Regions from separate parts of the Mus musculus genome. Here all the other regions are linked to region 1. A link is a loop called in an ENCODE intact Hi-C map of the cell type or tissue named here. Cell type or tissue: heart. All regions are shown on one strand. Each heading gives the region's core, and the rest is flanking DNA. Links, peaks and the distances in the headings are about the cores only.

Evidence for each region. Hi-C counts contacts between places; a loop is a spot of excess contacts. Peaks named below come from ENCODE experiments on the same cell type or tissue, not always from the same donor. Only the 100,000 strongest peaks of a DNase experiment are listed, where the experiment ranks them.
Region 2: a loop joins it to region 1, with 3 times the contacts of the local background. A loop is called at or near these places in 9 of 42 quality-filtered maps.
Region 3: it touches region 1 in a loop (7-fold over the local background); 6 of 42 quality-filtered maps call a loop at or near these places.

What each region holds. Positions count from the first base shown.
Region 1 is chr4:154,819,674-154,830,354 of GRCm38, forward strand. No RefSeq gene overlaps it. Among named protein-coding and RNA genes, the nearest start is that of Ttc34, 12 kb to the right of the region's middle. In heart, for the core only: a CTCF peak has its summit at 6,299 (motif pointing left); DNase peaks (open chromatin) are centred at 6,338, 7,748, 8,388 and 8,738; H3K27ac peaks cover 1,349 bases; H3K27me3 peaks cover 1,044 bases.
Region 2 is chr4:154,161,097-154,171,777 of GRCm38, forward strand. Megf6 (multiple EGF-like-domains 6) reads left to right here and starts at 9,617. Exons shown (of 37, transcript NM_001162977.1): 1 at 9,617-10,046. The coding sequence starts at 9,928. It also overlaps a transcript of Tprgl not described here. In heart, for the core only: CTCF peaks have their summits at 2,427 (motif pointing right) and 6,155 (motif pointing right); DNase peaks (open chromatin) are centred at 2,405 and 6,164; H3K4me3 peaks cover 707 bases; H3K27me3 peaks cover 2,018 bases.
Region 3 is chr4:154,744,239-154,754,919 of GRCm38, forward strand. No RefSeq gene overlaps it. Among named protein-coding and RNA genes, the nearest start is that of Actrt2, 82 kb to the left of the region's middle. In heart, for the core only: a CTCF peak has its summit at 5,111 (motif pointing right); no DNase peak of the experiment used is centred there; H3K27me3 peaks cover 2,573 bases.

The DNA.
Region 1 (10,681 bases), core at 1,642-9,641:
CTGAGGTCTGGGGCTCAGCACACTTGTCTCTTCCAGTGGCTGAGATGTAGAGTAATGAGAGTTCCCCAAACACCCCTTCCTCCCCAAGCCAGGACTTCCCTGGGAACAGAGCCACACCCCTCCAGTTGATTTAGTCACCAGAAGCCACCTTTTTAAAAAGGAAAGAAGATTTAACACGCGATAGAATTTGATCATATTCTTTCTGCTCTCCCAACTTCTCCTAGACCTTCCCCACTTCCCTTTCCACTCAGTCTCTCTCTGTCCATCTCCCCATCTCTGTTTCTCTATCTCTGTCTCACTCAAAAACTAAATAAAACAGAAATCAAAACAAATAAATAAAACAACAAAAACTCTCATACACACACACATGCAAAGAGAAAACTGGAGTTTGTTTTGTGTTGGCCCAGGCATAGTGCCTGCTCTGACCTGTTTAGTATAGCCAGTGACTGAGTTGCCTTTCTCAATGGTAACTGCAAATAGGTTCTTGGTTAGGGGTGGGACTTTGTGCTGTTTGCTGTCTGGTCTGAGCTTTGTGCAGGTCTTGTGCAAGCTGCCGTGGTCTCTGTGAAGATAGTTTCCTTGGTGTCAAACATCACCTCTGGCTCTTGCCATCTGAAGAGATCTTGAGTCTAGAGGACCATCTTATGCTGCTGAGTGCCACCTCTAACGCAAGGAACCTCCAACTCGAGTCTGGGTACGTCTTGCTGTGTTGTTGGCTAAAGGGGTCCTATGGACTCTCCAAAGCACCACTGACTATTGCCCAAGGCTATTGGTTACCTTCCACAACTTGTGAGCAAGGCTCTCTTGCTGAAGCTACAACTCACTTATGCCATTGATCATGGAGAAAGAGAGCCAGCACCTAAACAGATGTTTCACCCTGCTGACTGGAATTAGAGGTGCTTTAAGGTTTTTCTGTGGATATGCTGTATGCTTTCCTACCAGAGTAGGAAATTAGCCATCAACATCACCCAGTTACATACTCTGAGACCCACAGCAGTAACCTGCCTATATGTTACTCTGGAGCAAGCGTAGCACAAATATTAAGGGAGTAATAAACCCTTTCTGATCAGATTTTAGGCCCACTCCGTGAAATAGAACCCATACCTGGCACTGTCACAGTGACAAGAAGTTACCTTCAACAACCGTTTCCCTTCAGCCCTACTACAGGAACTAAGTCAGGGTAGTTACAATTTTCTCTCCCAGTCAGGATCCCCGGGGCCTGCGGTCCAGCCACCCCTGACACATTGGATGGGTCTCCTGATGGCTCTGTCATGTTGAGTGGGGCTCATGATAGCTCCAGGTGAGACTAGATCCAGAGGCAGCCATCTGGACAACACATCAGACTCAGCCCTGTTGACAATGATATGACATGGGGGGCTGGCACTCCAGGGACACTCCAGTCTTCAAGTTGGGACAGCATGAGGCAGCTCAGAGCCAGGCACCTTGCCACCAGTGCCGGGCATTGCCCAGTGCTGGGGTGGGTACCACAAACTTCTCTAGTGCAGATCCAGCCTCTCATTATCCCACACTTCAGCCAGGGCTCCTGCCTAGACGGGGACCAAACTGGCCCATCTCACCCACTCTCTATTTCTCTAGTTTTCTGGCAGGAACTCAAGAGATACAGGTAAGCCTCAACCTTTGCCCATTTCCCACAGTTCCTCAAGGAAAAAGAATCTGGCTGGATCTTCTAGCCCAGGTGGGTTAGAAGCAAGGGCGGGCTTCTGTGGTGCCCACCAGGCTTTAGGGAATCCCATGGTGCAAGAATAGGTTACATAGGGAGGGAGGGAGCTCTTGCCTAGTCTGTTCCCAGAGTGTAAGTATGTTCGCTCTGTACACAGCCCGGTCCAGTGAGCATCTACCCTGGCCTTTGAGCCCCTGCTGTAATCCACAAACAACTCAAGAAGGTAGCAGCTATGATGGTAGCAGTCCCAGGCTACATCGGCTCCTTTCCATAGAATAGTCAGCTTTTATAAAAGTTTACAGTTCATAAGCTGTCAACACAGACAAGACAATGTCTTTGCAAGGACCACAAAAAGCCAATACAGGAAAACTTGCCCCAGACCATGGGAAGCCCATAGGGTCCTGAGCAAAAGTTCCATGGCTCTTAGCCCTTTAAGGCAGGAAACTCTGGAAGGGACCTTTCCACAGACCACCGAGGCAAAGGCCCCACAACCAGCTGGCCTCTCACAGGCTTTAGAGAAGCCCTGTTTGCATCAAGGTCTCCCACAGAAAGCATGTTGATCCTGAACCGCCCACCCTCAGCACCTCAGACTATGACTAAATTCAGAGATGGGGTCTTGAAAGAGTTCATTGAGGAAAAATAGGGTCATTGGGCAACCCTACTGATGGGTGACCTCTGAGAAGAGAGAGGGCAATGTATACACAGCGTGGAAGGCTGTGTGAGAACACAGGGTGAAGACTCCACCACAAGGCAGGACAGGCCTTGGGAGGAACCAGCAGGCCAACACCTTGATCTTGGACCTCACCCCAGATTGTGAGGGCACAGCCCTGTCTGTTCCCATGTCCCCAAACCAACATGTTGGGCACTTATGTCCTATGTCTGCTGAAGCTTACAGAGAACAGAGAACGCTCTGAGCAGAGCCTGCCCCGTATGAGCGGATGCTTGACTCTGGCCTCACCACCATTCCTTCTGTGTGAACCTGAGCCACCGCCAGACACGGTTTCCTCGATATTCAACAGCCTCTTCCCTTCGTGGGGAATCCTATGACTTTGTATCTTACAGCTGACTGGGTGGGGCTCCAGGCTCCTCTCTGGCACTCCGCCTTTCCTCCAGCACTCACATCTGGCCCTGAGTGGCAAGCTTGGTATATAGCCCAGCAGAACTCAGCCCCTAAGATCCCTGATCTAAAGCAGATGACAACACAGGTAAGATGTCCCTCCCCAAGGAGGCCCTAACCTGGCCCTGGCCCTGGCCCTGGCCCTGGCCCTGGGGATCTTCAGACAGGAACTGAACTGCCCAGAGCTTGTGGGAGGTAATGAGATAGCAACCCTAGCAATGCTTCTCTTCCCTGCTCCCTGAAATGCTCTTTGGCAGAATAACTCTCAGGATTCATCAGAGCATCTAGACATAAAAGGCAGAAAAACACTGACTGTGCGCACATGCAGATAGTTACACCAGGCAGCCCAATATGACACTGGCCCACCAAGTGGCCCTGATGCATTTGCTGCACCTTGCCTTGCTTCCTATCGCTGTGATAAATACCATAACCAAAAGCAACTTGAGATGAAGGGATTTATTTCATCTTACAGGTTATAGTCTATCAAAGAGGGACGTTAAGCCAAGAACCTAGAGGCAGGGACCACGATGGGACAGTGCTGACTAGCTTACTCCTGGCTTCTGCTCAGCTAGCTTTCTTATACAGGTCAGGACTACCTGTCACGGGATAGAACCACCCACAGTGGGCCTTCCTACATTAATTAGCAATCAAGACAAAGATGCCCTACAGACATGCCCATAAACCAATCTGAAGTAAGCAATTCCTCGATTGAAGTTTTCTCTTCTCTGTGACACTTTGGGTCAGCTCAGCAATAAAAACTAACCAGTATATCAGTATGTATGCATTAAAATTTTCCACCAAGACAAAAAGGCAAAAGAAGCTAGATGTGTTGAGGAAGGGAACTCAGTCTCCACTGCACAGACAGACTGTAAGCTCCCACAGGCCCCCTGTTCTGCTCTGAAATGTCCTGATCACCCTGATCAGCTTTGCCTGTGTGTGGTCAGTGGGATAATGGTGCCCACGACACCCATGTCCAGATCCCAGAACAGAGAACATGTGGCCAGCTTGCTAGCTCGTGGGACTCCCCTGAGGTGGAACCCACAGCTTTGAGACAAGGAGCAAATGTGAGGAGACTCACGAGCTGGCAATCTGCGAATGCTGGAGACCAGGAGAGCCTCAGGTGTCACTCGGATCTGAAACTCAGCTGGCTCAGGACTTGTAAAGGGCCCATTTTTGAGCTTACATCTGAAGGCACAGTGGATGCCACGTCATTTGGGGTAGTAACCCCTTTAGTTCTTTTAAGACCATCAATTGACTATTGATGACCCAACACATTATAAGCAGCCAGTCCCCAGATTGAAATGTTTATTTCATGTCTCAGACATGCTTGAAGGACCTTCCTACAAATGCCTGGCACCCCTAGCCAAACACAAAATTAACATTGCAAATGGGACTAAGCCAACAGCCTTGCCATGAGAAATGTCCTGGATTATCTGTATGGGGCAGAGCCACCACAAGAGCCTACCAGAGGGAGGTAGGAGGATCAAAATGGACAAGCTGGGTCTGGTGGTCAGGCCTGTTGTCCAAGTACTCAGGAGGCTGAGGCAGGAGGATCATGAATTCCAGGGAAGTTCTACACAGTGAAAACGTGTCTCTTAAAACAATAAATGTATGGCTAGAAAGATGACTCAGTGGGTAAAAGCATTTGCTCTTGCCGAGAACCTGGGTTCAATCCCCGGCTCACAGCCACATTTGTAATTCCAGTTCCAAGAGACCTAACACCTTCTTCTGACCTCTATGGGCACCAGGGACACATTCAGTGCTCAGACACACACACAGGCAAAACACTCATCATACATGTAAAATAAAAATGAACAAATAAGCCTAGAGAGAGGGGGAGGGGAGCAAGAGGGAGAGGGAGAGAGGAGAGAAGCAAAGGAGGCCCTGTGCAGATGGAGCAAGAACTGAAGATTGGCCGGGCGTGGTGGCACACGCCTTTAATCCCAGCACTTGGGAGGCAGAGGCAGGCAGATCACTGAGTTTGAGGCCAGCCTGGTCTACAGAGTGAGTTCCAGGACAGCCAGAGCTACACAGAGAAACCCTGTCTCGAAAAACAAACAAACAAACAAAAAACAAAAAACAAAAAACAAAAAACAAAAAACAACAACAACAAAAAAAAGAACTGAAGATTGGAAGACACTGGCCCGACTGCTGGGGTACAAGATGTGGGTGACCTCTGAACAATGGAAGGGGCAAAAAAAATTATTTCTCTGCTAGAATCCTCAGAGGGCATATGTCCTGCTCACACCTCCATTTCAGGACCCCGATCTCCAGAGTGTGAGATAATAAATTGGTTCTGCTTTCAAGCAGCATTGTCTGGCGCTCATCACACCTGCTTAGCTCTTCCTTCAGGGCTGACGCTTGTGTTTGCTTGTTTGTTTGTTTGTTTGTTTGTTTGTTTGTTTTTCTGAGTACAGGCACTATACACAGAGCTGAGTAGCTGGTTCTGTTCATGCCCAGAGCCTAGGGGTGTCTGTGGCATGTCCTTTTCTTGGAGTCCCAACAGCAAAGCACCAGGTCTGAACACTACTGCTGGATTAGCCTTAGTGGCTGTCACACCATCCCAGCCTTGTCCCAGCAGCTGAGAGGAAGGTGGGCTGGTTATTCTGCACATATCAAGTGCGCTTGACAGTTTTGAAGGACCGCTTGCTTCAACCTTGGCCTGGACACTTGGAGGGGATTGTCTTGCTTTCCCTGGAGCCACAGGACAACCCTTGCTCTGACCTACCCTTCATGCAATCTGCACACATCTCCTCAGTGCTCACCGCCTCTCCTGCAGGAAAGACACTGGAGACACCAGACTCCTCAAGGAACCATCTAGAAACCTGACCTCCAACCCCAAACATCAGTCATACTCACATTCCACACAGGCTCTTCTGCCCTGGGAATCGGACAGGCTCCACCTTCTCATGACAGATGAGCTTCCATGCTTTTGGTCCTTTCTGAGTACCCCAGCCAGAAGTAGGTATCCACACCAGGTCATGGGGGTCATGGTGGGAGAGACCAGCACCCTCTATCCAAGCTTGTTTCCAGCTTGTTCTTCTGCCTGTATAGGGACAATAAGGGGGAGTTTTCTACCAGAACACAATCACCTTGGAACTCTATTCTGATGGTGACAAATGTCAGGAACGGCTGCAGGACAGAATTGGCCACCTTGGTCCGCAGAGCAACCTCTGAGTAGCAGACTAAGCAGTCCCAAGTGAGCCTTTGCCCTACTACCTATCTTGCCTCCCTCTGCCCCGCTGTGCGCTCTGTCCTGACCCATACAACCATTTGTGGACACTGCAGAGCAGGCCTGGTCCAGAGGAACCATTGGGCCTTTCACCCTTTCTGTGGTGATCCTGTAAGACCAAGCCCAGGATCACCTGAGCCTAAGAGGGTGAAGTTTTGTGGTATGGGAGCCCCTCCCTGCTCTTCTGCTGACCTCGGGATGGAGAGACCCGCTTATAGTGCGAAGAGCAGCCCAGGATATGGAGTGTGGCTGCCCTCTGCTGGCAACTCTGAGTAATGACCACAATGGACTCCAGCCAGCAAAGCAAATCCCTCCAAGTGACCAACCACTCTGAGTAGGACAGGTGGACACTAGGCGTCGCCTTCCCACAGCCTCGAGGCATGTATAAGGATTTATTTTGTCTGAAAGTAGACAGTTGCAGGCAAGAAATCACTGTCTACATGGAGACTGCTTCACACCAAGTCAAGACCCTGTGCTGTGCTCAGGGCCTGGATCCCCCAGTTCCCAAAAGCTCCCAAACCCGTAGTCTCTAACGCATAAGATCTCTAGAAGCCTTAGGAGATCTGAAGGCCCAGCCAGGCCCTCCGGAGCCTAAGTCCCACGTGGTTAGACACAGTCTCACTATCCTCCAGATAGAGGCCGCAGCTCAGAAAGTCTCAGCCTCCGCCTTCAGTCTAGCCAGGGACAGGAGTCAGATTACAAGGAGGCACCCACCACCACCTCCCCCAATACTTCAGTGCTTGGGGTCCATGAGGTCTTCCCTGGCTCCTTGGGCCTTGGTCCAACTTCCTGTGAAGTGAGGCAACCAGTCCTCTCTAAGCCTAAGCAACACAGGAACTTCCTGCTGCTCCCCACCAGCCTTTGTGTTTGTTTCTTAGGGGAGGGAGACATGCAAGCGTCCACAGAGACCAAAACAGGGCATCATATCCCTTGGAGTTAGAGTTTCAGAGAGTTGTAAGGCACCTATGAGTCTCTGAGCCTTTGTGCTTAGGGGCTGAGTCATCTCTGCCACACTGTTCTTTTACTAATTTCTTTCTTTTCTTTTCCTTGCTTTTGTTTTTGTTTTTCCAGACAGGGTTTCTCTGTGTAGCCCTGGCTGTCCTGGAACTCACTCTGTAGACCAAGCTATTCTCAAACTCAGAGACTGGCCTGCCTCTGCCTCCCCAGTGCTGGGGTTAAAGGTGAACACCATCACAGTAGCCTGTGTACCATCACCTGACTCTTCTACAATTTCAAAGTTGCCACCATTATTTTTGTTCAGGTGTGGGGCCGGGGAGCTGCTTTAAATACATCAGATATTTATGAATACAATGTATTCCTTCTAGATGATTTCTGTTACCTCAATAAACAAACCTTTCCAAATGCTGATGGCCTCAATGACTAAGAAAACCTTCATGTTCCCTTAAAATGGCAACACTTTTTACAGCCCTAGGAAAGCTGCCTTATGCTGCTCCACTGAAAATTTAACTATTCCTCAGCTAATACATTAGTAAATAACTGAACAACAGTCACGGGCTGATCTCCTGGACAGTGCGGCAGACAGCGCCTCTTCAGCATCCTGAATATTCACGATGCCAAATACAGAGATTATATCTGAACAGCCAAATTGGAACCAACAGCTCTGCCTCAGTGTGCCAATTCTGGGCTCCAGTCCCATTCTCCAAGGGGACAGGGACAGTTGCTCCCCAGGGTAATGGGTTGTGGGTCCACGTGACCTTTCTCATGATCTGAGGCTTTTTATAACCACAAGACTCTCAAACCATAAAAAGACCTCTGAGTCCAAGCTAGGGGAGAATATCACCCTCGTGCGGAGGCTGGCCTTGTTTCCTGGCTTCAAAATGAGCTCAGTAAAGACAAGAGGATCCAACAGAGCCCAGAAGGGCTCAGATATCCAGCCATCAGGGAATGCCACCCAGAAGAAAAGCTGGTATCTTCAGTTACTAAGATCTTGTGATGGCAGCAGAAGCTAGCGGAGACTTCTTCTGACACTGAACAATCAGACACTCAAAAGTCTACTCCTCCCGGTTTCAGATACTGCCCTGGGCTAGGTCTGACCCGGAAACCCCTCCGGGAGGCCAGGGTCACAGGCAAGAGTGAACAGCTTTGAGGACAAGCTGCACTTAAGATCCCCGGTCCCAGAGCCCAGCCTCCTGCCTATCACTAAGAGCCCTGTTGTATCCTATGGCACGCACTAGCCAGGTCAAAGGGAACAGACAGGAGCCAGCTCAGACCTAGTTCTTGAGGAAGTCATGACTCCCTGGAGGTAGTGCTCAGAGGACAAGGATCGCCCTGCCCTGCAGAACTGCTCCTAGTGCTGAGCAAAGGTGGCCACAGGCTAAAAGCTCCAGTGGGCAGATCTGATGACCTACAGCCACAACCTCCTTAAGCAGCAATTGGCTGAGGAGTCAGGGGCAGATCCCAGGCATGTCATTCACACCCTGCCACTCCTGTGGTTCATCGTGAGCTATGCACCCAGACGCTCATCCATCCCGGCCATTGTCCTGACCACAAGAAAGCTGCCAGGCTGAACAGGGAGTAGGGACATCACAGGGAGAACAAAGACGGGGGCCTTAAAGGGGGTTGGAGGAGCAAAAGCAATAGCAGACCCACGGGGGTCAGAGGGAAGTTCAGCTGAGCCTGGATGGAGAATTTCTCCTGCACAGACACATGTCCCCACCTTGAGGGGCCCACCAGCCTTCCCACCTCAGGGAGGGGTAAGGGAGGATTGGCTAACCGCCAAGTGGGGCACAGCAAGGACGGACAAGGCTTCAGATTGCCTGAAAGGTACAGGGACAGTGCTAAGTGGGCTTATTAAGAAGGCCACCTCAGGCTGGAGAGATGGCTCAGTGGTTAAGAGCACCGACTGTTCTTCCAGAGGTCCTGAGTTCAATTCCCAGTAACCACATGGTGGCTCACAACCATAAAAAATGGGTTCTGATGCTCTCTTCTGATGTGTCTGAAGACAGCAACAGTGTACTTGCATATATTAAATAAATAAATAAATAAATAAATAAATAAATCTTTTAAAAAAAAAAGAAGAAGAGCAAGGTTCTGTGTTTCTTGATGAGGAACGGGAAAGCCAGGATGAGGTATCAGAAAAGGAGTTGGCTGTTGCAGGAGTCCAGTGCTGAACCACTGCAAGAAAGGAGGAGTTGTAGGCTGAGCCCCCACCACATAGGTGACCCGCTACCTTTTGTGGGTTCCATACATGTCTCTATGACAGCATGGAGCATCAACACCAGACTCCTTGGAGAGTATCACTCAATTATGTAGATTCAGGGTCCCAGACACACACTCACTGATATGAGAATCCACTTTCAGGACCTTTCTGACAAGGCTTAAGACACAAGAAGCAAATTCTAGTCTGGACTTCCAACCAACCTTGCTACATGTGACTTCCCAGGAGGCTGCAGCCTCCTTAAGGCACAGAGCAGGTGGCTTTGCTCTTGAAGGTCCCCTTTCTTCTTTGGCTCTGTGTCCTCACCCTTAACAAGGGTGCCTTCCCCCACGTGTATCCCATGGGAATACAACACCAGCTGAGGCTCACCCAGAGCCTGACTACCCTCTAGTCCTGATACACTACCACAGGCAATAACAGCTGCCTATGGACGGCAGCTTGTCCACGACGGTCTGCATGGCTGTCCCTGGGTCTCAACAAAACAGGAAGGCCTGTAAAACAGATTGCAGCTCCCAGGCAAAGTATAGCTATGAGGTTAAAGGTGGGCTAAGCCATGAGCTTGGGTTTCTCCTGGCTCCATTACTGAGAAGGACTTGGTCATGCACCACAATGAGCTCACATTTGGATACACTGTAGCTGTTCTCAGACCCACCAGAAGAGGGCATCAGATCCCATTACAGATGGTTGTCAGTCACCACGTGGTTGCTGGGAATTGAACTCAGGACCTCTGGAAGAGCAGTCAGTGCTCTTAACAACTGAGCCATCTCTCCAGCCCCCTCTGCTCCCATTTGGATGGTACCTACTGTGCTATACCCAACCTCGCCTACACTAAGACATTAGCAGAGCTCTGCACCAGCATCACCTACCCTGACCACAGCGAGGAGCCATACCGTGGCCCAGGAGCCCTGCTGCAGTGTGCCCCTTGACCTTTCTGAGTTCTCTGACGCCCATGCTCACCTCCCAGAGTCCTTATGACCTAGTCTTTTCTCTCATGTCCCAACAGTCTTGCAGGCCCAGGACCAAAGCACGCCCTCAACCTCACATCGCACCCTCTGTGCCCACTGCCGCTGGCTCACTACTGCAGGGGCCCCAGAGTTCCCCATCCACTTGAGACTGCCCTCTTGCTCCTCCAGCAGGAACCTGTTCTTGCAGGGCCTAAACATCCTTAAGACTCATGAGCTGTGATGTGTTGGCCCTGACTAGCAACCCCCCCCCCCAAAAATGAGGGACAGGCAAGAACTAAGAAGCACAGGACAGCTTGAGAGTTTCCTACTGCGTTGGACGTCCCAAGCATACAACTGCAGCAAGATATCAGTGAGGCAGCTTCTGCCCAGGGATCCTGGGGAGCCTCTTCACTTCTTAGGGGTTCTTCCCTTTGCTCTAGGACCTTGATTTCCCCACTGCAGCTCTGCCCCCCCCCCAGCTCCCTGGGATCCTAGCCTAGTTTTCATCAGGAAACACCATATAGCTTGT
Region 2 (10,681 bases), core at 1,222-9,221, 660 kb before region 1:
CTTAGGAGGTGTGCATGCCTGGGGAGTGTGAAAGTGTGGGCATGGGTGTGTGCGCGTCTGAGGATTGTGAAAGCGTGGGAATGGGTGTGTGCGCGTCTGAGGATTGTGGACACTGTGTCGGGGCACCTCAGATAGAGGCTTCTCAGGAGTGTGCTGCACTCCTTGGGCGTGGTCACCTTGGGAGTGTGGGTTTATAGGGTGTGTGCACACTGGAGATAGGAGTGTGTGCAGGTCAGAGGTGGCTGTCAGAGGGTTCTTTATATTGGGCATGATACGCACAAGTAAGCTACCATGTCACCGAAGAGTGCTGCTGGGGCGGGGGGTGGGGGGAGTTGGAAGGAAACGCCGTAGGATGCTCTTGGGCCCTGCAGCTTCTCCCTGGGACAGAAGCCATGCGAGATGTCCCTGAGTTCCTGCTCCCACGGGGGTGCCAGCAGTGTGCCTGGGTTGATGGAGCTAATGGACCGCTATGATAGTGTGGCCCAAAAGTCTTTTCTAACAGTCACCAAGACATAGGTTAGACTCATCAGTGAATGACAGCCCAAGATACAGCTCAGGCCTGTAGTCTGTCTCCTGACCGTTGTGAGGGCTCCTTAGCCTGCTGGACCTTTTACAGTGTGGCTTCGTCAGAGAATCCAGTCCAATGAGGTCTCCGGGACACTGGTGGGAGCAGCCACGATGACGTGAATTCCCACAGAGGTTCCTGAGACCGCTGTGGATGTGAAGAGTGTGCTGAAAGCTGACAGAGAAAGGGGAGATGAATAGATAAGTGCATATAAGGCAATAAGCCAGGGATGGAGAGGTGGCTCAGCAGTTAAGAACACTGGCTGCGCCGGGCGTGGTGGCGCACGCCTTTAATCCCAGCACTCGGGAGGCAGAGGCAGGCAGATTTCTGAGTTCCAGGCCAGCCTGGTCTACATAGTGAGTTCCAGGACAGCCAGGGCTACACAGAGAAACCCTGTCTCGAAAAAAACCAAAAAAAAAAAAAAAAAAAATCAAGGAGGCTTCTACCTTTAGGGCTGGTAAGATGGCTCAGTTGGTAAGAGCACCCGACTGCTCTTCCGAAGGTCCAAAGTTCAAATCCCAGCAACCACATGGTGGCTCACAACCACCCGTAATGAGATCTGATGCCCTCTTCTGGTGCATCTGAAGACAGCTACAGTGTACTTACATATAATAAATAAATAAATAAATCTTTAAAAAAAAAAACAAAAAACACTGGCTGCTCTTCCAAAGGACTGGGGTTCAATCCCCAGCACCCACATGGCAGCTCACGACTCTTAACTCCAGGATCCAATACCCTTACACAGACTTATATGCAGACAAAACACCAATGCACATAAGAATAATGTTTAATAACACAAATAAGCAAATGTCAAGTTTGTGGCATGCATGAATCCTAGGTGTGAGAGAGAAACATCATCTATTTCTGGCTCAGCCTTTCTTATACAACACAGGACTACCTTGCCCTAAGGTGGCACCACATGAAATGGGCAGAGCCCCCCCCCCCATATTACTCACCAATTAAGAAAATGTTACAGCCGGGCGTGGTGGCACACGCCTATAATCCCAGCACTCAGGAGGCAGAGGCAGGTGGATTTCTGATACTGGCACTTAGAGCCTCTCATTCAAAGGATCACGGCTAAGCAGGTGCTCTGTATCTGTCCGGAGCAGAGGGGACGAGCAGCAGGTGTCCGCTCTGAAACCTGGCTTCTACAGAAGTGTAAATCCTTTACTACCGTGAGGAGTCTCCAGTATCCACACTGTGAATAAACACCATTATATCTTACGTGAGGCTGCCAGGACAGACCACAGACTGGCTTGCTGGAAGTAACCGAAGCATGTAGTGAGGTTGCTGAGACCAGACGGCCAGAACCACAGTGTGTGTGCATGTGCGCTTGCATGTGCATGTATGTGTGTCCTTCTGATACCTGAGGGCACATGTCTTCCTTTGCCTTTCCAGCCTCCCGTGTTGTCAGCCATGCTGGATGTCCCTCAGCCTGTGGCTGCCTCTCCCCGTTGGCTGACTTTCCATAGTCATCGTCGCTTTCTCATTTGTAAGGATTCCTGACGTTGGCACAGGCCTGCCCTAACGGCCCCCTTTTGACCTGATCATGTTCACAGACTATTTTCCAAAGATGGTGAGAGTCATGGAGACTGGTTGGGACTTGCGTGTATCATTAACAGGTACATAATTCAACTGGTGTGTGTGTGGGGGGGGGGAGGGTGTTTCGGGCAGGTGCAAGCGATGAAGCATTTAGATGACCTCCACGTGTGCACACAGGTCACGGCGGGGGCAAGGAGCAAGACATGATGACTGTGACTAGGGAGTAAGGTATTGGGGGCCCAGAGCTTGGGTTGGTCCTGAGGTCCACTAGCCGTTGCCAGGGATTTTCAAGAGGCTGTTCCCAAAGTGGTCAGCAGATGGCGCAACTACCCACACATGGCCTCCCTGGGAGATCACAGTTTGGCAGGTATGGGATGTTTTCAAGTCCTAGATGAAGCTGTTATCTTTCTGTAGAAGACTCAGAAGCTCAGCTATAACAAGCAGATTCTTGCCTTAATTTCCTGATGCTGTGACTTAGCATTTTGGGAACTCAGCGGGCCCTCCTTTTTGAAGTGCTGAGAATGGATCCCAGGCCTCCCACATGCTCTGCCACTTGAGATGCTTCCTCTAAGACTGAGCCCCACCTTTGATACCTGTGAGAATCCTGAGCACGCTGGGGTGGGTTCTCAGAGCTGCATGGGGCTCCTCCAGAGCTGGTACCACACACACACACACACACACACACGGAGGATTGTTGTGTGTGTGGTCCTTCCAGAGCCAGCTGCACTTTGGGTCGTGCACAGGGTGTGCACCGCTGGAAGTTTGCCTCAGGAGGCAATCCTCGCACTGCCCCAAGCTCTGCGATTGTTGTGCTTCCCATGTTAACCTCGGTCACTGAGTCAAAGAATCCACAACAGATGCAGAGGTAACTTTGAAAGAGAACCGGGTTCCCAGACTGGAGAGGTGGCTCAGCAGGCAAAGGTCTTTGCTGCCACCCTGATGACCAGAGTTCAATTCCTGGGTCCCACACAGTGGAAGGAGAGAAGAAACTCATGTAGATTGTCCTTTGACCTCCACACACTCTGAGACATACGTATATACACACATGAGTTAAATGCACACACAGACGGGACTAGAGAAAGAGCACAGCTCCTACCACCCAGCCCCATCTTGGCAGTTGTCTCCCTGATGTCCCCTCTCACATCTCCCTCTCTGTTCTCCTACAGGGACCCATTCTGATAATCCAGAATGATCTGATCTGAGACCCCCTCTCTCAGTAACTTCACCAAAGACCCCGTTTCCAAATCAGGCCCCACGGGGGGATGTGGGCATGAGGACATGGGCTTTCCTAGGGAAGCTATGCAATTCAGATGTGCCATCTCCCCAGATGTGAACAGATACCATCCCTGCTTGCAGTGATGGGTAAATATCCCATACACTTGCCATCCCAGGCCTTCCTCCCTGACCCCCCTGTGGTAAAGGGTAGATATACAGTGATGGGTGGAGGCCTGGGATGGGCCAGGCCAGGCCTATGCTGGGAAACCACATGGTGGCTGGACGGCAGTCTGCTGTGTAGCGTTATATCGGCTTGATACTGGCTAGAGTCATTGGGGAAACCTCAGTTGAGAAAATAGCCCCCACCAGACAGGCCTGTGGGCAAACTTATGTAACATTTTCTTTTCTTTTCTTTTCTTTTATTTATTTATTTATTTATTTATTTTGGTTTTTCGAGACAGTGTTTCTCTGTATAGCCCTGGCTGTCCTGGAACTCACTCTGTAGACCAGGCTGGCCTCGAACTCAGAAATCCGCCTGCCTCTGCCTCCTGAGTGCTGGGATTATAGGCGTGTGCCACCACGCCCGGCTGTAACATTTTCTTAATTGGTGAGTAATATGGGGGGGGGGGGCTCTGCCCATTTCATGTGGTGCCACCTTAGGGCAAGGTAGTCCTGTGTTGTATAAGAAAGGCTGAGCCAGCCTTGGGAGGTAATGCAGTGGTGAGCAGAATCTCTCTACGGCCTCTGCTTCAGTTCCTGCCTTCAAATTCCTGCCTCGAGTTCCTGGCCTGACTTCCCTCAGTGATGGACTCTGACCTGAGAGTTGTAAGAAGAAATAAATCTTTCCTCTTCTAATCACTTTCGATCATGGTGTTTCATCACAGCAGTGAAAACAGAAACTAAGACAGTAGCTAGATACCCATTGAAGCTGGACAGGCTGGATGCTCAGTTACTGAGCAGGAGCCAGCCTCCAGGGACATAGTTAGGTTTCATGTCATGCTCAAGGTCAGGATAGAGTGAGTGGTATAGGCCAGGCAGCTGGCCGCCAACAGGGCCAAGCCTAAGCCCTGGGCAAAATCCTATGCCCTGACCCCGTAGTGAGCCTTAGCCCATGTGAGTCAGCGTACTTAGGGGCCTTCCATTTTGGCTTCTCTCTCACAGCAGGGTTGGAGCTTTAGAAATGGATGTGGGAATGGGCGAACCACAGGCTTGTAAATGGATCGTTTGTCGTTTAGATGGGGCATTGCATGTGTGCTTTGCTCTCCAGAGACTATCCCCATCTGTCTCTTGAGTTTTGCCAAATTCTGCTCACCCCTAATGATGCCATCTGCCCAAACAGGTGACTGTGGTCACCACACTGCACCTGAGGACCTGATGATACTTTAGGTGTCTGTTTCTCTTTTGCTTTTTGAGAGAGAGAGTCTTAACATGTTGCACAGGTCAGCCTCCAAACTCCGATCCTTCTGCCTCAGCCTCCTTGGTGGAGTACTGGGATCAAAGACAGGCGTGGCTCTTGGGCTGTGAGCCAACCTTTGGTATCACTTAGGCTAGCCTCTCACCTGTTAGAAGCTGACATGAAAACTCAGACAAAACACTAGATTGTCCTCTTGGGATGGTGGCCTTCGGCTCAGCAGCTGATGTCCCTGTGGCTGCTGGGGTACTTTGGGTTTCTGTCTGGAGGGCTATCTCTTCCAGCTCTGAGATGCGTCAGGCTGGAGAGCAGGCAGCCAGCATGGTTCTGGGAAAGGAGGGAGCGGTTTGCTTTGGAAATTAGCGCTGTGGTTCGAGCTCTCCTCTTCCCCACATTATTTTCCCTCCAGCCAAAGACGATTCTAATTATTTCCAGTAGAGAATGAGACAAGGACAGCGAAAAGTATCGTCTGCTCGGGGAACAACGGTGAAGGCCTTAATCCATGCCACTGGGAGAGACAGGCAGAGCTCTGTGAATTCAAGGCTAAACTGGTCTCTACAGTGAGCTTGAGCACAGCCAAGGCTAGTGGAGGTGTGGGGGGAGTGCTTTTTAGGAAAATGAGAGCAGTTGTTCTCCAAGTGTGAAAAAAATGGAACTGCAGCCTCGCCTCTTGTCTCCTTGGGATGAACTGCCAAGCAAAGTCCAACCCAGAGTGTCATCAGGGTTGTGACTCAGTGACATTTTAGCACACTGCTGGTGGAAGCCACGGCGGCAGGGTGGACGGAGGAAGGGAAAATCCTAGGAGATCCTAGGAGGTGGGTGCTGTAGCCACGGGTTCTGGCCTGGTGTGAATACCACTCAATTCGTGAAAACTCAGGACTAAATAAATAAATATATGTGTGGGCCAGGCATGGTGGCACATGCCTTTAATCTTTAGCATTCAGGAGTCAGAGGCAGGTGGATCTTTTAGTTCAAGGCCAGAATGGTCTACAGAAAGAGTTCCAAGGCAGCCAGAGCTATATAGAGAAACCCTGTCTCAAAAAACAAAAACAAAAAAACAACGAAATGTTTGTGTGTGGTGTATTAATGTTTTGCTTTAATAAATATATTTGTGTTTCACATGATGCTCAATGTCCACAGAGGCTCAGAAGAGGACATTGGATCCCTAGGAATTAGAGTTACAGAGCATTGAGTGACTGGCCATGTGGGTGCTGGGAATCAAACCCAGGTCCTCTAGGAGAGCAGTCAGTGCTCTTAACCACTGATTTATCTTTCCAGACTCAAGGGCAAATTCGATCTTTACCCTGTGAATGGGATGATCAGACCCTAAAGTGGAATGTGACACGTGACCTATTTTCAATAAAGGATAGAACTGATGGCCCACCCTCCTCCTGAAGCCAGCACTGTGGTTCGTCAATATGCCCAAGCCCACAAGAGGGCGCCATGCCAACAGTCCAGTTCCTGCAGATATCCTGAGGTTCTTGACAGCACATTTAAGGCAGTTGCAGCTAAATTCCAAAGTAACTAAAAGGAACTGGATAGATTAACCTCTAAATTAATTTGGAACAATGACCAAGAATTGCCATTATAAGACCAACAAGATTCCTCGGCAGGTAAAAGTGACTGTTGACAAGCCTAATGACCTGGGTTTGACCCCCGTGGCACACATCATAGAGGAAAAGGACCAGTTCCATCAAGTTGTCCTCTGATCCCTACACGTGCACAGCGGCACATGTGATACCCAATAAATGAATGAGTCTAATAAAAAAATTTAAAAGTATCTGCAGGGAAAACCAAGTAACGGATTTCTCAGACCTATGGATACAGCTATGTAAAGCCAATACCCAGAGTTATATCAGGAAGGTCTCAGTGGCCAGCTCTTGCTCTGTCTTGTTCCAGCAAGGAAGGACAACTGACACAACAATTCTAGATGCAGTCATTGGAAACACCCAGAAGCGGGTGCTGCATGTGTTGAGCTAGGAGAGAATATGATATCAGTAGTATCCTGGTGACCAGCTAGCCATTCGTCCTCTCCCTGAATGGCAGACAGGGATGGACTCCGAGTGAGAAAATACACACAACAGATTGAACAACAGAGCAAGCAGCCACCTTCCTGAGCCAAGTGCCTTATGCATTTTCACAGGCATGTTTACATGAGGACATTATCATGCAAGTACTTGATGAACCCGGAGTGCGCTCTCCCCCTCGACTCGCCCCTGCACTTATTTCTGAGTGATGGGGAGACAAGCCGAGTGCACACCTCGTGGAATTGAGCCGCCCTGTTGACCATGTTGTGACTGTCACTCCAGCCCGTGAGACAATTTGAAATAATCATGTCCAACCAGCTGTCGTAATTTGTTAGCTGTAAAGTTGCAATATGCTTGCTGTGAGTTACAGAACTGTATTAAATACATTGTCATTTGATTCCTAGTTTTATGGGGGCATTTTTGTTTGTTTATTTGGCTGGTTTTAAGATAAGGTCTCGTCTGGCCCGGTATGGCATTAAACTTCTGCTTACCCTGACTCCTCCCCCACCCCGCCCCCTGCCCCCCCCCCCCCCCCCCCCGCCAGGGCAAGTGTGTGTAGTGCTGGAGATTTGACCTTGGAAAGCATGCTAGGCAGGCACTCTACCAACTGAGTTATATCCCCAGGTCCTGATTACAATGACAGACTGTAAGTGTCCTCTCTGCTCCACTCTTGTGTTGGGCAATCAGATGCTCAACCATCACCCATGCTCTGAGGAGCCAGACTGGACAGGAAAAGGGTCTGTCTCTCTGGGGCTGGGGTGAGGCTCCAGCCAACATCTGTCTAAGTGACAGGTGCTTGGAGTGTGTGGTCCATGCTTCATCTACCCACACCTGCCCGGGAACAAGGACTCTGTCCGGGGATAGTGGACAGACCACACACTGCCCATGTGTACGCCACCCACCTTAAGAGACACATGCTCGTCTTAACCTAACCACAGGAAGCACCTGATACCCGCCAGGACTCTTCACCTGGCACAGAGGCCTGGTGCCTGGACGGGACATGGGCAGAGATGGAATAGCCTAGGGTCAGTAAAGCTCTGACCCAAGGAAACCTTCAAGTTGAAGGGGTTTAGGAATTCACGCAGGAGGCCACATACCTTTGTAAAATTAGCAAAGCCATTTTACTTCGTATTGTCTCTCTTCAGTAAGGGCCCCACATAGGTTTCGGGATACTAAAAGCACGCCCCCTCCCCCACCCAAGGAGCCGAGAAAATTTCACCCACTCACCTCCAGACTCTGGTCCTGGGGCACGGTTTCACAGAGCAGGTGGTGAACTTCTTCAGGTCCCCATCCCTCATGCACACAAGCATTCACACACGCCAGCGCCGGGAGAGACAGAGGTACAGAGGAGCAAGCTTAAGCGCCTGGGCCCAGTGTACAGTTCCTGTACTTCTCCACAGTGGTGGGCCCCTGGCTGAGGAGGGATATGAGATGAATTCCTGGGTGCAGACATTGGGAGTCCCCCAGAGGGCTCGGGTCAGCCTCTGCTACTGAGATCCAGGGAGGGTCTGGTGATGGGTTTGAGCAGAAGGGTGAGTCCCAGCACAACAATGCAGGGCAAACTGGGGTCCTGTTTGGGGCATCAGGTGGCAAGTTCCAGGACCCATTGCCCTCCAGAATCTGTCTGTCTATCCATCTCTCCCTCCCTCCTTCCTTACTTCCCTCCCTTCTCTATTTCCCCTGAGGTTATACTCCTCTATGTTTACTGCTCAGATCTGAAACCTGAGTTTTCTAAACTCACTCCACTCCCTTCCTTGCCCTCGGTTCCGCATCTGGGCCAGCAGCAGGTCTAAGCTGACAGCACCTGCCCAGTAATGAGACCCACAGTCTTTTGAAATGCGAACTTTTGCAGCGGCATTTCCAGGTCCCCCAGCCAGAGGCCCCCTCAAGCACTTGCTTCAGGGGAAGAGGAGGCTGGAACACCTACCGCACTCCTCAGGGATGGTGGAAGAGGGCAGGCTGGGTCCACCCATCATGTAAAAGGGCAGGCACACCTCTCCAGTAGGACAAGGAGGAGCTGATCCTCACACAACTATCTGCAACTAGTGAGGTCCGCTACCATACCCTCATGGGACTCTCCCAGCTCAGCTTCACAAAGAGCCCCTCTGAGTGTTTGATAAGTCCTGGACTAAGAGATGCCACGTACAGCGCTGGTCAGTCTGCCCCTAACCGCGGAGAAAGTCAAATCAAATCAAAGCCAGGCTTAAAAGACAATAAATACCTGGTGCAGGGAGTCGCCTCACCTCCTAGACCCCTATGCAGGTGCCTAGTGGGACCTACACGCCCACTCCACCCCATGCTACCGTCCCAAAGCACTCAGTACAGAACTGGGAATACGAAAGCCCAGAGGGTGGTGTGTTACCTAATAAAGTCAGTACCCAAAGGAAGTGCCCAGAGGCACTCAGAGGCTGTCCCCCCCTCTACCTCCCGCTCTACTATCCCTCCCTGCTTCTGGGACAGCGGTGGCGGGCGCGCGGACGAGGGGCCAAGGGAAGGTGACTGCAACTCCAAGAATCCAAGGGTGCGCTTGCAGAGGTCTCAGATCTGGATAGAGCGGTGTTTACGAAGTATGGACCGCGCAGACTCGACAGAATTGTTCACTTGGTTGGGGTCAGACCTGGGACTCTCGGTTGCAGAGAGAGGGAGCGCAAGTGAAATTGGAAAGCTTTAGGGGAAAGTACTGGGAAGCGAGCTTAGCCTTAAAGGTAGGACCAGGAGCCGGAGAGGGGAGGGGCTGAAGCGGGGCTGGAAGTGGGCTCTCCCTATTGGGATTGTCTGGGCGGGGCCGAAGGCGGAACGGGCGTGGCTTGGGCTGGGGGTGGGGCCAAAAGGGGCGGGAGCGGGGTCGGGAAAGAGGGGGCTGGGGTCGGGCCGGGGGGCGTGCGGCGGGCGGGCCTGACGTCTGCTGCGTCCCGCTCCGAGTTTGCTCTCCATCACTCCTGGCAAGTGTCTGGCCGCGCCGAACCGAGCGCGAAGGTCTCGGAGGTCCGGGCAACTGTCCCATCTGCACCTGCGGGAACCTCGCGCCCCGCACCTGGCGCGACTGGGTTGTGGTGCTCCGCTGTCCTCTGGGGGTATGGCGCCCGTGAAGACAGCGTCTACTGGCCGTAAGGGCCGCCTGTGAGTCGAAGATCCCAGGACCGAGTGGGAGCGCGACCGCGCGCACTATGCCTGTCGGGGTGGAGGCGAGGGCGTCTTGGCGCGTGGTGGCCCTGACGCTGCTGCTGCTCCCCGCCGTGCCTGCAGCCTCCCAGCCGCTACCCCCGCGCCCGCTGCAGCCGAGCATGTGAGTAGCGCGAGTCGTGAGGCTCCTGGCGGCGAAGCTGACCCGGACAGAACTCGGGGCTTTGTCCCTGGGGCCACAAACAATGGGCTCTTTGCTTTAACTGAGGAGGGGATGGTCTAGACCCGGGGTCCCGGACTGGATTTGGTGCCCTCGAGTCTGCCGCAGGGCCCATAGCCTCCGGGTTCCCGCCCCTGCAGCAAGGGTCCTGCAGACTTAGACGGATGCCGAACTCCGGAGAGGTGAGGAATCCAAGCCCCTGCGGCGCAGGGTCCAGCTGGGGAGCCAGCTTGGAGGCGGCCGAGAGGAAGCAGCCTGGTCCCACTTCCTCCCCAAGCTAGTCTCCTGGGGTCCGAGGGCCTGCGCAGGGGCGGGGGTGCCCAGAGGGGGCTGCCAGCACTGTTTTGTGTGTTAAACACGTGCGCTCTGGGGCCTCGGGAGAAGGAATTCAGTACTAGAATGGGCAGGAAGAGAGGGTCAGGGAGCCAGCGGCGACGGATTTAATTTTGAAAGATGATTCCCCAACAGGCCGGTTAGCGGTCTCTCTTAAACTGCAAAGCGATCCCCCTCTGTTGGCCTCAAAGGAAAACTGGTGCGAAGTGAGACTGAGAGTGGATGTACAGATGAGAGGCCTGCCC
Region 3 (10,681 bases), core at 1,175-9,174, 76 kb before region 1:
TTTTAAAAGCCCTATTAAGACCCTGTTCTCCTTGTGACCGGTCGCTTTTCCCCACCACCTTTATATGTGGACTCCTGAGTGTTGCTTAATCACCTACCCACAACCCAGTGTGTGGGAGTCACATCCCCTTAGGGTGCCCCCAGAAACTGCAACCCCTGAGCATGCAGACACACCAAGACACGTGTGAGCAAGAAGTACACACACATTTGCATGTGATGAAGGCAGACCCACAGCTCTTCCCACATGGAGGGTTCCCATCCCATGCTGAGCTGTCATGTGAGGGGTGTGGAGTGGTACCAGCTTCACCAATCCTATGGATACCCACTAAGAGAGAGTGGACTCAGACCCAGGCTCTTGGGGGAAGGCGGCCCAGCTCACCCAAGAAACATGCAGGATGCCTAGGTTTGGATGCTGGACAACAATACCCAGAGTCCAACTGTGTCAGATACACGGTGGGCCAATAGCCACAAGGAAACACGGAAAAGTCCTCATCCCAGAATCCACAGGAAAGGGTCTTTAGAGAAGAGAAAAAATGAACTCAGCAAGGTGGGCCTCGTTCTGAAGGACACTGGTTCACAGGAGGATGACCACGTGAGGCTCCACAAGACAGCCTGTCCACCATGGAGACCAGCTCCTTGCAGGGGACACTACTGTGACACCTAGTGTTGGAGCCCAGCCTTCTGGACCACAAGGAACAATCTCTGGAGTGTGAGCCCTGTTGGTGGTCTATGGGGGTGGCCTCTACAAACACTAATGTATGGACCTTAACATATCAAGCCTCACTTTAACCTGCCCTGATGACCACCACCTCCATGATTTCTTTACTGGCACAAGACTTGTCCCTTCCATATCCTGACAGCTCAGGGTAGACTGATGTATAGACGTTTCTTCCCATGGCTGATTACTGCCCAGTTTGGGAAGAGGTATCCATTCAGAGTTACACCTTGTGGCTTCCATCCAGACTGCAACGGAATACTCCAAAGGAGGTCCCTCCTTAGCCCCTTTTGCGGCTATCCATACCATCAGCTCTGAAGCTGAAACCAGCAAAATGTCTGGCTTCTACTGGCAATGCCTTTTCTGAGTCAGGAGGATATACACCCACTGGTCCCAGGAGGAGAGGTGATCCAGAGGCTCAGGACAAGCAAAGAGTCCTGAGTGGGGGGAGTGTTTCATTCTGGAGCTTCTAGTTTGGAGAACAGACATCTTACATGAGTGACCCCTTAGCTCATAGAAGTGTGATTTTCCATAATCCTCCACGTGGGCCAAATGGCAGCTCAGAGGGCAGAGCCGAGCAGGACACCTCTACCCCATGCTGTGTTCCCTATACACAGTAGCAGCAACATTGCCCACCTACACCTGACAGCAGCCTTCGTTCCTTGTAGCAGTGTTTAAATTCATTATAGCGGAGATTAAAGTAGCGGTGGTTCCACAGGGGCAACTTGGGTGCCTGTATCTACACTCACAATGGTTTTCATGTTGTGCTTATGAGTAAAAACACTGTCTTTCTTACTGGGGTGTAGCCAGGCACTAGGGGAAAGACCCAGCAGAGAGATACCAGATTCAGGGAGGTGCCAAAACCTGGGAGATACCAGAGGTAGGGAGGTGCCAATGCCAGGAAGAGACCAGAGTCAAGGAGGTGCCAGCGCCAGGGAGAGACCAGAGCCAAGGAGGTGCCAGCACCAAGAACATGCCAGAGTCCTAGTAGATGCCATGACTGAAGAGGTACCAGCTCTTCACCAGAGCACTGGCACTGTATAGAACATGGGCCAAACAATGCCCACATCTGCATTCACTTGGACATGCCTGCTTGGTTATAACGACCTGGCTTCAACCAGGAAGCAAGTGGCTTGCACAGGAGCTGGGAGAGATTGGATGAGAACAGCCAGTCCTAACTGCTTCTGAGTACAACTTCTCTGCAAGGGAGCAGAGCTCTGGGGTGGGGCTCTTAGGCTCTCTATTCCACCTCATGTGTCCTGCCGACTTGGGATGCTCCAGACGGCAGGCCTCGGCTCCTGGCACGGCCATTTCATCCACTGTCAAGCATCCACCATGCCATCAATGTGAGATTAGGCCAGTTGTGTGGTCCTCCACACACCCAAAAGGAACCAAAATGTCACTTAAGAACCAGGAAGAGACTGTCTATGCCCATGTCCAGCAGGGCATGGCATCTCCATGCCCTCTGAGGTTCTGGAAGCAGACCGTTTCTCTCCAAATGCACTCATCTAAAAATAGCCCCTCTCTGTGTGTTTTGACTCCACGCCCAAGAACACCAACATGTTTCCATAGAGAACAGGAGACTTGAAGCTCCAAACATCTTGGACTGATTTGGGTGCTGTCTTCCCAAGACATTCTCTGCTGTTTTAATGCGATGGGATTTTCTAGAGTCTAACGTACCCATTTGGCCAGCAACATGAGCAGAGTGTTCGGCCTTCTGAACCGTAAAGATCTGAGGCTCTAAACTGTCATTGCTTAAATGTTTCAAAGCAGAAGAACATTGACACCACATCTTGCTATAAAACAAACTGTGAAGCTGTAGCTCTGAGAGGTTTATGCGGCGTGTCGAATTGCTGCCGCCGGGGTGTGCAGAGGTTGCCAGCACCATCCGCTCGTAGCTGGGGAGGCGACCGGGGGTGCAGTGCTGTGTGGCCAAGTGCTGTGTGCACCTGGGTTAACCTTTTACAGTGAGTGGTGGCTGCCAGGATGTCTGGGTCAGAGTGTAGACCTAACCCCAAGGTGGGGTGTCACCTCTTGTTAAATTCGGAACCATAGCCTTCCTTCACGCTCTCCGCCTACAGAAGGGAGATGGAACTGCTAACCATGGCTTAGCAGATAATGATGCTTGCTGCTTAGCTTGAGTTCCATCCCCACATGGTAGAGAAGAAAGCCAACTCCCCCAGGCTGTTCACTGACCTCTACATGTAGCCAGTGCATGCCCTCCTCCCAGTATGCACACATATACTGGGGTTAGGGGAGGGAGGGGAAGAGGAGGAGAGGAAGAAGGAGGGGAGAGTGAGAGAGCAAGAGAGCGAGAGAGCAAGAGAGCGAGAGAGAGGGAGATTGTGAGCACTCATCCAGTGTTGTAATCCTCCAGGTGAGCTCTGGGCTAGAGCTGGCCTCCTGACTTCACTGTGGGCACTACATGCTTTTCCAGTGGAATCATGTGATGAAGTTTCTGATGCGCACTCCCTGTTTTAGAGTAAAAAAAAATGATCCAATGCAAAGCATGTGGAGGGACATGACCATCCCCCACCCTAGTGTCCTCTTGAGACAGAAAGACAAGTCTCCCGCCTGCAGATCCACAGGAAAAGGAGATGCTACTGGTGGAGCAGGAAGCCCCCACACTCCTGTCCTTTGCCCAGGCACACTCAGCCCAGCTCAATGGTGGCTCAGATGTCAATGGGAATCCTTGGGGTCCTCAGTCCCTTGCATTAACCGACCTTCAGATACAGAGAGAGACATGTTTCCTTTTAGTTTTGGAGTAGGAGATCTTAAAAAGCTCCTTGGAGAGGGACATCACAGCCGGGCCATGTAGGCTTTGTGGTAAGCAGGGACGCAAAGGAAATACACTGTGTCAAGTCCCAACTGGGGACACGCAGGCCAGTCAAGGCAGAAACAAGCTGAAGATGAAGACCAGTAAACATGGAGAGCCAGACCTGAATGTCCACCCAGGTACCTCCTCCCCAATCCCACGGGTGACTGGGCTCACCTTCACTTTGAGAGAAGCCAGATATAAATGGTCTCAGAGCCTGTGATCCCACCCAGGTGAGTCCAGAAGGAGAGCAAAGAGTACAACTGCCACAAGCCAGGCGGGGTTGTACAGCATGCTACAGTTGAAAGTTTAAGGGGACCTCATTCAGTATCCAGCACCCACATGGTAACTCGCATCCATCTGTATTTCCAGCTTCAACGGTATCCAGGTGCTAGGCACATGCATATCAATCACACACATAAAATAAAATAAATCTTAAAAATTAAAAATCTCTGTGCGGGGTGGGGTGGGGTGGGGTAGGTGGGTGTGTTTAGGTTGATAGTTAAGTTGTTGGTATATCCTCAATATTTCATAGACATATTTACACTCAAATATTTTTTCCTTGTTAATCTGGATTTAAACTTGGATGTGCCATTCTGGATTATCAGGTACATTCTCCTTCCACCATGAGCCACACCTGTAACTTTAATTTTTTTTTCAAAGTCTATTTTTAATGATGGTTCTTAAATGATTTAACCTCCCTTTTAGCCCACCACCCTCCAGAGGTAATGGAAAAGAAAGGATACAGGGATAGTGGACCTGTTTAGAAAGGTTCTTTGGAGCAACTCCCGTCTGTGTTGTCTGGAAATCGGCAGTTTAGTTCACAGGTCAGCAGCAGCAGCTTGATCCACTTTGAAAGACTTCATGGATACACCAACAGTCCAGTTCAGTGGAGTAAGGATAGCAAACACGAATCAGCAGCGGTGACATGACCTAGCAGAGACAGCCAGACTTCAACCTTGGCATGAGTCAGTCAGCAAGAGGAACCCGAGTGGGACACCAGAAGTTCTTGGCTGTTTCTCTCTCTGGGAAGCAAAGATCAGTGAAGACGAGAGACCCACAAGCATTGCACAGCTAGCTGTACCAGCAAGCCAAGCTCAATCTCTGTCACTGTCCATTGAACCCTATGTATACCCTCCAAACATCACGTGTCTCCCGTGGGTCTTACCTCAGCATGTGCATCTGTCTGTCTCAGCTGACATCACTGCCAACCAGCCAGACTCTGAGGAAGTAGCAAGAAACTGAAGCACACCACCAGCTTTTTTGGTGCATTTCTCTTTATGGAGACCGACAAATGGAGCTCAGCTACGCAACGTAAGGCAGACCAATACATGCGTGTTGTTAGCAAAGAGTCCATCACGTGTCCTTTCCCGTGCTTGCTTTAGCAGAACATGTGTCTGAATCAGCGAAACATTTTTTCACGTGTTTGCCCCAGCAAAACACCATGCAACCGACTTTCCAAAGAACACTTGAGTTTCCACTTCACGCACAATCATGTCCCTCAAACACACAGGACGCTGAGGAACACAGGTCCCAGGAGGACAGCTGGGCAGGCTGAAACCGGTGGCTGCTTTAACAGCTGCTTACCACCAGGGGGCTCTGAGTACTGAGGCTTCCTGGGTGCCAGCTCAAGCCCCCGAACCTGGACCAGAGTAGAAGCTGGGGCCTCTGCTCTGCACTGTCCTTGTTCCTGAGTGTCCTCTGTGTAGCCTAGAGCTCAGCACCTACATCAGATGCTGAGAGAGGAAAACGGGAGGGCACCCCCAAACCTTGATGACACTCGACTGTGAGGCTCCAAAAGATAGACACGCTTCAAAACAATTTCTAAAGAGTTTTTAGATCCCCCTAAAGCCGTGGCACCACCCAACACAGCCTGACGGCATCTATGCCTGTCCAACCATATCCGCTGAACACAGTGGTGATGGGATCTGTCAGCACAGACCCCCACACTCTGCCTGCATCCCCCGAACCTCCAGCTCCCCATGGGTGACCTCAGCTCCCCATGGGTGACCTCAGCTCCCCATGGGAAGAGGCTAAGCAGAAAGGCTGAAAGAACAGAGTAACAGGTAGCTGTGGGCCTGTAAGACTGTGTGTGAAGAGCACTGCCGTGGGCTGCTACAGATGAGATCTCCCTCATTCGGTTGACTCCACAGGAAGAGGGAAGTTGAGGAAAGGCACAAAGATAGGAGGTTTCAGGTGGCAGAAGCTTCAGGGCAGACAGAGTGCCCAGTTCCGGGACAGCAATGTCCAAGGATAGATGTTGTTCCTTGGGCCAGACTCCAGACGCCCTGCTTAGAGGTTACTAGAGAGAAGTTACTCTGGGTGCTCTAGGATGGAAAGGCCAGGGAACCTCATGGCATATGGCTGTGAGAAGACCTCTGAGTCTCTGGTAACCATAGGGATTTGGGAGTGGCAGCCTTGGAATTCTGTAGCTAAGCAGTCAGTTCCAAGCCAACCCACCCTTCCTGGGTCTGTGGCCTCTGCTCCTAACTCAGTGTAGGGTTGCTGTCAGATTGGGTAGTACCATGGTCTGAGATCACTGTGTCCAATCAGAAGGCTTAGGGCTTTGGGGTGGGCTGCCACAGACAGGCAATCCATGACCTCAGGGTCACAGGTCCACCACCACAGTAGAGCTTGGCTAAGCATAGCCGGGATGCAGTCAGTGGATGCTACAGAGATAAGTGGAAAAGCTATGTGTGTCCACAAGGCTTGGGGTCCACACCTCTAAATACTACACATGCCTCTGCAGACTCTTGATTATGTAGGCAGAGATCCGAGTCCTGCGGGGGGCTCACCACCCTCTCAGCAGCAGAAGGCGGGCAGAGGTGCTGCTGCTGGCTCCCCACCCACAGGGAGCCTGCTGCAGCTGCTGGCTAAGCCCTAAGCCAGCGGTTACACAGGCTTTGCTGTGGGTTTTCTCCCTCCCGACTTTTGATATTTTGGGGCCCACTTTTATATTTTAATGCATGTTTTTATGGAAATATTTATGGTGCACATGCAGCACATAAAACACCATTGTAAAGCCGTTTTGCCCCAGTGCTGCTGAAATAAATGATGTTGTTAGTATTATGATTTCACAGGGTCCTATCTGGCCTTAATGAGAACGGTCTGGGGCTTGCAAACTGCCATCCCAGGAGCTACACGGCTGTCTGCAAGACCCTGGCCGTCTGCAGAAACATTCCCTGTCAGCGGGAGGGGCTAGCCCAAGAGCTGGGAATCTTAAGAGGGGCTCGGGGACAGGATGGACCTCTGTATAGACCCTCCCGAATAGTGTCTGGATCTGATTCACTGTGCGTAAGCTGTCAATGTCTTACTCTTGGGCTCGTCCAACATTCCTCACAAGGATCTGAACTCTGATCCTGGGAGGGCAGTTGTGGCCGGCCAAGCCGCTCGCTGTCAGTCTGGAACTGCTATCCACATGAAGCCCGCTCCTGCTCCATCAAGGATGCTCTCCAGTGGTTCTCATCCACAGGGAACAGTCACTGCGGCCCCCACCCCTCCACCTTGACAAACAGGGCAAGAGAGGCATACCTCAAGCTGGCCACCCAAGTGGCTCAGTTTAAAATTTAATTCACCAACCTCAGAAAGCCTGCTCCAGGCTCCGCAGCCTCCCACTGTGCCTTCATCCCAGGGTGGGCAAGGCATGAATAATTGAGTGGCCACTCGTGAAACCTCCAAGGTGGGTGAGTGGAAGGAATCGTCATTAGAAACAATGATCGCTGGCCTTGCATAAGGCAGGGTAGTAGTGAAGCACAGGTGACAGGCGTGAGTGGCCAGTAATCACCAGGAAACGGAGAAAGGGTGACTTAGACCCAAGGTCGAGCTGGGAGCAGGCAACATGGTCTTTGTCCTGGCTCTGCCATGGAGGGAAGCTTCGTCCCTGCCTGCTTCCTGCTGCTGAGGCTTCAGGCAGGCAGGCAGGCACAGATAGAAAAGTGGCGTCCTTAGAACACACTATCACCAGCAGTCACAGCCCATACAGACATCCTGAAACGCCTTCTTCAACCATGTTTAAAAGTTCCTCGCCACAGTCAGACGGGGTGACATCCGTCTAGAAGCTTCTATTTTTTCCCACCTGCTTGTCTTCTTCGGCCAAAAAGATCAATGAGCACATGGCCAGGCTCCTGTGACAACCATGTCTATATGACTAGAGGGGACATGTAGATCTGTTAGTACCTGTCTTCCCTCCTGGAGGGGACAGAACACAGCCTAAACCTAGGCCCAGGCCCTACCCACTCGCTCTAGCTCTGCCCCCTCTGTTCCTATCCCAGGCCTCGGGTCTCACCAAGGACAAGGTCTTAAGGAGAACATTATCTTTTCTGGTCTCTGTAAAATGAAAGCCCCACACACCTGGAACAGGAACAGCTGGCCGTGCCTGAAAATAACAAAATGTGTGATAGTGTTTCAAAAAGCTGTTCCCTGAATCTCATAAAAATCTCCCCATTTCTCTCTCCTGTATGCTGACAACGATTCCACATTATTTTTTTTGAAAATTCCACACATTAAAAAATGATTTTAAAAATAGGGATGAATGGGATGGCACCTGGTGTCCAGGCGCTGTCCTCTGTGCGTCAGGGAAGTGGAAGCTGTGGACGGGACTCCGTGGCAGCCATGGCTTTGACTCACATCCTCCTCTGCCGTGGACTCTGAGGTTCCCAACGGCTGCCACTGAGCCAGGCTTGGGGAGTCCTTATCTGAAAGGGGGAAGTTATTTGGAAGTAGAGTCTTTGCAGATTTGATAGAACCGGGATGACGAAGGATTAGGGGTTCCAATCCAGGGGCTGCTGTCTATATTGGAAAGGGACAGACGTGTACTGAAGAGGCAGAAAACAGCGAGGTGCGGCCACAGCTAAGGATCGCTAATGCCCCCGAGGCTGGGGAATGTAGGAAGGGTCCTCCACAGCAAGCAGCGCCCCACCTGGGCTTTAGAACCAATTCCCCCACCCCACCCTGGTGTGTAAGAGCCAGCTGCTAGGGAACAGAGGGGCTGCTTGATGAATGAAGAGTGGCCAGGCGTTCCTTAGTGAAGGATGCTTAGTGAAAGAAGCAAGATGGGAACCTGGGCTTTTAAGCTCTGGAAACAAGGCCGGGGATATAGCTCAATAGTAGAACACGTCTGGTATTTGTGGGGCCCTGAATGCCTCTCCTAGCACCCCATAAAGAAAAATTGGGAACAATAAATAACAATAGGAGACTGAGACAGAGTCTCCCAGTCTCCCAGCCAGCTCACACTGCAAACTTCTCCCGAAGTGACAGCCACTCCCAACCGCCCAGCTGCCTGCACTAAGTCCTGGTGCCCACTTTCCCGTCAGCATACACCTTCCCTTCATTTATTTATTTTCAGGGGTAAATAAGTGTTTCCTTTTGTTCCAGCAAATGGCTCTCCCGCGTTTTTGCATGCTTTAAATATTCACACATGTAAAAGAATGAAAATGCGCCTCCTTGATTTATTATTAAAGGAGGTTTCTCTCTGATAAAGCAGAAACCCCCCATCTGAAGGGGAACTTACATTTTATTTCCATTAAAGCCTCTCGTTAAAGTTTAAAACCTGCTTTGTCCCTGTTCTTGAGGATTGATATTTCCGTCTGTCAGGGAACACGATTGTGCTTGTCGACATGACAGGAGGGAAAGAACCAAACAGGAAGGGAAATGCCAGCCTGTCAGCCAGCCAGCCGTGATGGGCTGAGGCGACATGGGGCGAAGACGGTGGGGTGGGACGGGGCCACTGCCCGGGGTCAGGACCCACGTGGGGACAGGGCCTTGGAGCCTGGATTCTAGGATGGCTGGACCAAAGCACCAAAGAAAACACACCACAAAATTTTCCATGGCTGATGGCAGTAGCAGATTGAATGCAAGACCAGAGAGCCAAGGAGAGCAGCCCATAGACCCCAAACGGGCTAGACCCAGGTGCACACAGATGCCAGCATGAAGATACAGCTGTGTGCCCATGGAAGCAGGCACACACACTAATACCAGCTGTTTCTGCATCCACACATGTACACACACAGCTGTTGTTCACACACACACACACACACACACACACACACACACACGTGTGCATACAGTGGCTGAGACAGCCAGGAGTACCGACCTAGGCTAGGTTTTGCTTGCTAGAGAGTCCAGCCTTAGTGACTGGACTTAGTAAACACTTAGTTCACAGTGTTTCAAGGCTGGGAAGGCCTTGGGCCTACGTTGAGGGGACACTCAGAAACAAGTGTGTGCAAACACATATGGTCATTCACAAATGCAGGTAGATAGGTGGGTGTGATTCAGAGGAAGGCGCATACATGTAAAAGCATGCATGTGTTGTGGTGTGTGTGGCTATGTGTATACATGTAAGAGCATGGCCGTGTGCACGTAGGAACAGACTGACGGTGAAGAGGTTGGGGTGATCCCGTGAGGAGAGGTCTCCACAGAGCCTCGGGCAGTTGCAGCTAGACCCCAGGCTGTTCTCAAGCTGTCACTGAGGACGGGCTTGGATAGTTTACACTTACTCCTAGAAGTTCTGGACACACTGAGTTCAGCATTTTCCAGCCATTATCAACTCTGCTGTGCTTCCCACCTCCAGCTCTGGGTCCACGTTGGAAGATCCCTGAGAGACTCAGAAGGAGGGCACATGTCACATCAGACTGACTGAGGGGAAAGAGAACGTGTCACCCCAAACAATCCCAAGGAAAGGGGGAACTGAGTATGTGGTTCAAGGTTCTGGACCAGAGTCAAAGTAATTAAGGGTAAGTTCATGTTTTGCTCTGGGCTTGGCATTGAGGGTGATGTGTGGGCAGGCTCCCTACACCCACGCCACTCCAGCCAGGTTGGCTAGCTGACAGACTCTTCCCTCCTGGAGGTTAACCTGCTCCTCCGTCTTTCCCGGGAGCCCTTTCTGGTGCAGCAGCTCTCTGCCTCCCTCCAGAGCATCCTGGCAGGTCCTACATGTTTTCTGTGGGCTATGAATGGGGCAGGCAGTGTACACACTTTCTGTACGCTCTCAGAACCTCGGGCTTCTGCCTGTGCGATGAGTCCCAGCCTTCCTCCAGGGAACAAGCCCTCGCTGTCGCCATTGGCCTGTCTTGTTCACAGAATGATTCTGCAGAGAAACAGGCAGGCTCTCTTGGCCGGTACATAGAGATGCTTTTTTGATGCTGGGGTCAAGTT